Linked DNA regions of Mus musculus: region 1 is linked to region 2. The links are chromatin loops, found by intact Hi-C in ENCODE. Cell type or tissue: left cerebral cortex. All regions are shown on one strand. Links, peaks and the distances in the headings refer to the core of each region. The heading gives the core; the rest is flanking DNA.

What was found. A loop is a pair of places that touch in the nucleus more often than their neighbours do. Peaks named below come from ENCODE experiments on the same cell type or tissue, not always from the same donor. Only the 100,000 strongest peaks of a DNase experiment are listed, where the experiment ranks them.
Region 1: a loop joins it to region 2, with 2.1 times the contacts of the local background. A loop is called at or near these places in 11 of 42 quality-filtered maps.

The regions. Positions count from the first base shown.
Region 1 is chr2:83,770,280-83,773,188 of GRCm38, reverse strand. Itgav (integrin alpha V) reads right to left here. Exons shown (of 30, transcript NM_008402.3): 12 at 1,852-2,054. Among named protein-coding and RNA genes, the nearest start is that of Fam171b, 41 kb to the left of the region's middle. In left cerebral cortex, for the core only: a CTCF peak has its summit at 1,598 (motif pointing right); a DNase peak (open chromatin) is centred at 1,612.
Region 2 is chr2:83,722,704-83,725,612 of GRCm38, reverse strand. It overlaps Itgav (integrin alpha V), which reads right to left and starts at 1,216. Exons shown (of 30, transcript NM_008402.3): 1 at 694-1,216. The coding sequence starts at 878. In left cerebral cortex, for the core only: no CTCF peak of the experiment used is centred there; DNase peaks (open chromatin) are centred at 595 and 1,312; H3K4me3 peaks cover 1,756 bases; H3K27ac peaks cover 2,131 bases.

The DNA of each region.
Region 1 (2,909 bases), core at 128-2,627, 48 kb before region 2:
TGCCACTGCTCTCAGACTGTAAGCTAAAGAAAACCCTTCTCCCTGTGGTGGTTTAAATATACTTGGCCCAGGGAATGGCACTATAAGGAGGTGTGGCCTTGATGGAGTAGGTGTGTCCCTGTGGGTATGGGCTAAAAGACCATGTGGGAGACAGTCTTCTAGCAAGCTTCAGATGAAGATGGAGAACTCTCAGGTCCTCCTGCACCATGTCTACCTGGATGCTGCCATGTTCCCACCTTGAAGATGAAGATGATAATGATAATGGCCTGAACCGCTAAACCAGTAAGTGAGGCTCAGTTAAATGCTGTCCTTATAAGAGTTGCCATGGTCATGGTATCTGTTCACAGCAGTAAAACCCTAACTAAGACACTCCCTTAAGTTGCTTCATATCTGGTAACAGCAACACGTAACTAATTCGCCTTTTGCTGGTACCTAGTGAGGTGGAGGACTGAAACAGGCATTCACTGTTACCAGATCTGAACAAAATGAGATTGGAACTAACAGCACAAAAATGCATGTTTACATAAACATGGCTCAGGTAATCTTCCACTAAAGAATTACCATTCACGGTTCCCTACAGACCATCAACACCTCCTAAGGTATTTATCTCCTAACAGTAAAACTTCTTTGTAAAAATCTTTTCAAAGATTTTTTGCTGTTGTTTACACATGCTGTCAAATAACATAACAAAAATATGAAAAGCAAGATGACAATATCCAGGAAATGTGACTTTAAAGTGACTGGAATACCTTTGGAACAAAGCAACAGCTTTCTGTCTTAGTTGTTCCAGAAAGCCTGGGAGACAGAGCCCAGCTGAAATGAAAGGGACCTGATAATTTTACACAAGGTAGAAAATCAAATACAGTTTTCTTTCTTACCTCCAGGTTTTACTGTCAGTGAGCAGTGACCTACAGTGGTCTTTCCATAACTTGTTATAAGCTTTATTCTAAGGTTGAATGCTATGTTCTTTGATGACAAAAAAAAAATTTTAAGACTATTTTAGGAAGCAAAATATACCCTGGTCTAGTTATTCCCTAAGTCTGAAATCTTCTAAGGTTATTCAAACTGGCCTGTGACACACAGCTGTCCACAGGGCAGGAATGGAGGTGTTTCCTTCCACTATGCAGTCAGAGTCATCTGTACCACTGAATTTATCGAGTCTTCTTCCTAATAACTTTCTAATATGTTGCTTAAACCCAAATATATTGCTGATTATGCAAAGAAACCAACAATTCTTCTCTCCTCACTATCCTTTTACAAAAATCCTTGTAACCTAAATTTTATGTATCTAATTTTTAATCTGTATTTCAGGCTTCGGAAAAGAGCTGTGTAGTAAAAGCCAACTTTTATTTTAAAAGGTATCTGAAACTATTGAAATATAAGGCCACCATAACACAATGAGCATAAGCCATTTACAAGTCCCCATGAAAAGATATATAACCTCTCTCTGAGGTTTCACTATAAAGCTGCGACTATTTAAAAAAAAAAAAAAAAAACCTCTAGTGGAAACTCGTGCCTGAGTTAGGCTTTAAGTCATTACTGCTTTGACAAAGGCTGGGAGGTAGTTTTTCACTTGGAAGCAAATGGACACTAGAGGGCACTGACAGGCAGCAGGATGCAGAGGGCTCCCTGAGATTGGAGGCTCCTTTCAGAATTCAATCATCTCTAGCTCATGAAAGCCAAGTTTTGACATTTTTTGCTCATTTTCAAGGAAAAAGAAATAGCAATCTGGTTTTAAATTTGGTGTCTGTGATGTGCTCTCCATCTTTCCGGGAGGTTTGCACATAGGAGCTCCTGTACATGGTGTTTTAGGACTTCCTCTGGTGACACAGAAAGGCGCTTGGATCTTACCATTGAAGCCATCCTGGTCCAGGTCTCCCAATGGAGCTATGGCACTTCCAAACCTGGCAAAAACCTCAAAGCCGTTCAGCTTTGTAGTCTGGAAGTCTCCCACTGCTCTCTGCAGAGACACTGAGACCTGGCCAACCTCCTGGAGTTTCCCATCGGAACCTCGGTCCATGAACAGGGGGGCTCCAATAAACACATCTGCGTAACTGAAAGAAGAGAACATCCTCACACACAAAATCAAACTCTATCTGACAGTTGTTATTCCTCTTAATTTTCTATTTTATTCTATGGGTGGGTTTTTTTATTTGGTTGGTTGGTTGGTTGGTTGGTTGGTTGGGTTGGTTAGGTTGGTTGGTTGGTTACTTGGTTGGTTTGGCTTTTTGAGACAAGGTCTCTCTGTGTAGCCCTTGCTGTCCTAGAACTTGCTCTGTAGACCAGGCAGAACTCAAACTAACAGAGATCCACCTGATTCTTCTAGGAGTAAGGGGGTACCAGGTCTTCATGTGTGTCTGTGTACCACATGTGTACCTGGCACCCTCAGATGCCAGAAAAGGGCTTTGGATCCCTTAGAACTGGATTTAGGTGGTTATGAGCCACCAAGTGGGTGCTGAGGCTCAAACCCAAGCCCTCTGCAAGACAAGCCAGTGCTCTTACCCACTGAGCAGTCTTTCCAGCTCCTCATCAGCACATTCTTATTAAAACTCCTCTTTTTCACTCAGTCTCCACTTCCCACCCGTTTGCAGGCTTCTTATAACTACATGGCTCAATGGTAGGTTATTCATAAAATTACATTGTCCTGGTTTAAGATAATGGTTCTCAACCGATTGGCCTTGACCCAGTGGTTGGTTGGGTCAGAGGCAAATATTAGAGGCAGAATATTAGATATTCTTAATATCAGATACTTCCATTCATATTTGTAACATCAGATTCATAACAGTAGCAAACTTACAGTTATGAAGTAACAATGAAATAATTTTATAGTTGGGGGTCACCACAACATGAAGAAGGGTCACACCATCAGGAAGGTTGAGAACCACTGTGTTAGAGTTAAAATTTAGGAC
Region 2 (2,909 bases), core at 163-2,662:
TATTCTTCAGCATTGAAGTGACCTGCAGAGAGTGAAAACTCAGCAAACACCCTCGCTCTGTCTGAACAATGACCTAAATAGTGGACTAGAAAGGAGCAGATGACGCATTCCATTCATCTGGTGGACCTTAAACGCGCAAAGGTCTCATAGTCCTTTACAAATTAATACAACAATTTGGTCACTTTAGTCATCGGAGTGTCTAGAAGAGGAGTGGGAAAAAAACCGAGAGAGAGAGAGAGAGAGAGCGAGAGAGAGAGAATCAGACGAAGGAAGAGCTAATTTCAGAAAGCAAAAAGCACTAGGAAGAGGCTAACTGGTTGATACGGAAGAAAAAAATTCTGGGGCCAAGTGAAGCAAGTTACGGAATGACAAGAGATGGCCAAAAGTCTCGCAGGACAAGCCTGTACAGATGTCTCACTTTTCCTGGATGCTTAACAGAGCTCCTTCAAAGCTCTCTCGCACTGTCCCCAGCCAATCAGAAGAAGTTGGGGACACGGTGAAACTGGATGCTGAGTGTCAGGTTAGGTCATCCCCACAAAAGTTTCATCCATGCCAGACCTGGGCCAGCCGCGGCATGGAGAGAGTAGGCGGGTTTGGGGCCGGGAGGACCCTGGAGCCAGCGGCTGGGTGCGGATCCGCTGAGGGTGCGCGGTGGGGGAGGGGGCGCCTGGGGACTCGAGCGCGGCCACTTACGAGGACGTGCTGGGCTCGAAGAAGTCCACGGCGAATCCGAAGTAACTTCCCTCGGGACCCGCATACTCGGCGGGACTTTCGACGTCCAGGTTGAAGGCGTCGGCGAGGGGCAGCAGGAGACCCGGCAGCAGCAGCAGGAGGCCGCCGGGGCGAGGGCGTAGCAGCAGGCGCCCGGGAGCAGCCATCGCCGGGGCGCGCGCGGGGCGCAGAGCCGAAAGACTTCAGTCCCTGTCCCGGTGCTCGGTGGCCGCGGCCCGCCGCCTGCGCGCCCCCGAACTGCCGAGCTGTGCTGTGCGCTTGCGGTCAAGGGCGGCGGGGCGGCCGGGCGGCGCGAAGCTGAGCCGGGCGGCACCCAGGAGGAGCGGTGTCCGACCCGGGACTCCGGCTCTGTCGCTGGCTCGCGCGGTGCCTGGCGCTGAGAAGTGGCGGGGCGAGCACAGTACCTCGGAACCGTGAGCAGCCCGGACTGGGGGAGGAGGCCGGGGAGGAGGAGGAGCCGGCCAGGCCGGGCCGCCCCGCCGAAAGAGGAAGTCGCGCTCACGGTGGCCTCCCACAGGAGAAGGCCGGGCGCACTTCCGTGCGCGCTGGCGGCCGGTCCTCCGAGGCTGTCCCGGGACTGCGGCCCAGATCCAAAGGACCAGGGGGGCAGTGGCAGCGCGCCTCCAGCCGAAGCCCTGCAAGCCGGGGACTGGCTGCAATCAAAAGAAAAAGAACCAGGCACACCCCGTTCCCTGGTTCCTCCAGGCACTTCTGAGGGACTTTTGTTTAAGAATGCGGAAAGCTTTATCCGCTTCTCTTACTTCTGCCACTTAGCCCGGCAGGCGCTCACCAACAGAACTCTGTAATTATATGCCATTTCCCTCCCCTTCCATCCTCCACACACTGAACTTAATTATAAACTCCCAGAGGGCTAGCACAGCTCCTCCCGGATGCGGTGTGTGGAACTGGATCTCACTGGCTGACAAAAACGTTGCAAGGCAAAGTTTAGGTGATGAGCCTCTCAAATCCACCCAGAAGACTTCAAGCCTGTGCTTGGATCTTCTCTTTTCTTTCTTTTACTTCCTTTCCTTTTTTCTTTTCTGTTTCTTGCTTTCCAGTTCCAATTCTTCTTCTGGCCTCTGTGTGTATCAGGCATGTACGTGGGTCACACCCATACACACAAAATAAGTCTTTTTTGTTTTGTTTTGGTTTTTTTTGGTTTTTTTTTGTTTGTTTTTGTAAATTTGCTCAGTATTCCTGTGTTCTATGTATATCAAGTGCTAAACAATTTGATGAATGGGCCGGGAGTGGTGATCCATGCTTTTAATGTGGTGGCAAATGCTTTTAATCCTAGCACCATGAAGTGAGAAGCAGGAGGATCTGGTCTGTGTAGCAAATTCCAGGCTGGCCAGGCCTACAGGTAAGACCTTGTCTCAGAAGGGAGGAGGAAGAGGAAGAGGAGGAGCAAGATAAGAAGGAAGAGGAGGAAGAGGAGAAGGGTGAGACGAAGAAAGAAGAAGGAATGAAGAATTTGGTCAATAGGATAAAATGATTAAATATAAATGCATTGCTTAGGCCTTGCATACTTCCAAGTAAAGTAGTGGAGAATTTGAACTATTTTCCCAAAACAGTTATTAAAAATCAGTCCCAGACTAAGCACAGAGGCAGTAGGCCCCCCTGAGCCCAGTCAACATAAGAAGATCCCTGTCTCACACAGCAGAAAAAACACCTCAGTGTCAGCATGCATTCATCTCATAACATAAGTAATCATGTGTGGGGGTGTGGATAGCCTTAGTTGGGTTAAGCAAGTTGATTTTTAAAATGTAAAAAATAAGCAGCAAAACTGTTGGGAGATCTTATCAGCCACAGGCTAATACCTATGTAAAAGCCACCTCAGAGACAGGAAATCCTGTGTGGATACTTATACACAAGACCCTGTGGTTGCTCTTTCATTCCTTGTCACCATTTGGGATCAGAATGTGGGGTTTAAGAGGCAGACAATGATTCGTGGAGAGCAAGAATGTTCTGTGCACTCCCTGTGTTCTCTGCATCTCTTTCTGAAAACCATGCTGCCGGCCAGTCGGGTACCCTCAGGTCTAGAGACTAAAGACAAGTCTGGGATTTTCAGTTTCTCATTCAGATGGTCATCACACACAATTTTTGAAAGAAATCGTGCCTTTTACTGGATGGAAATGAAAAACTACGGCATTTTCTTACATGATAACTACTTGAGATTT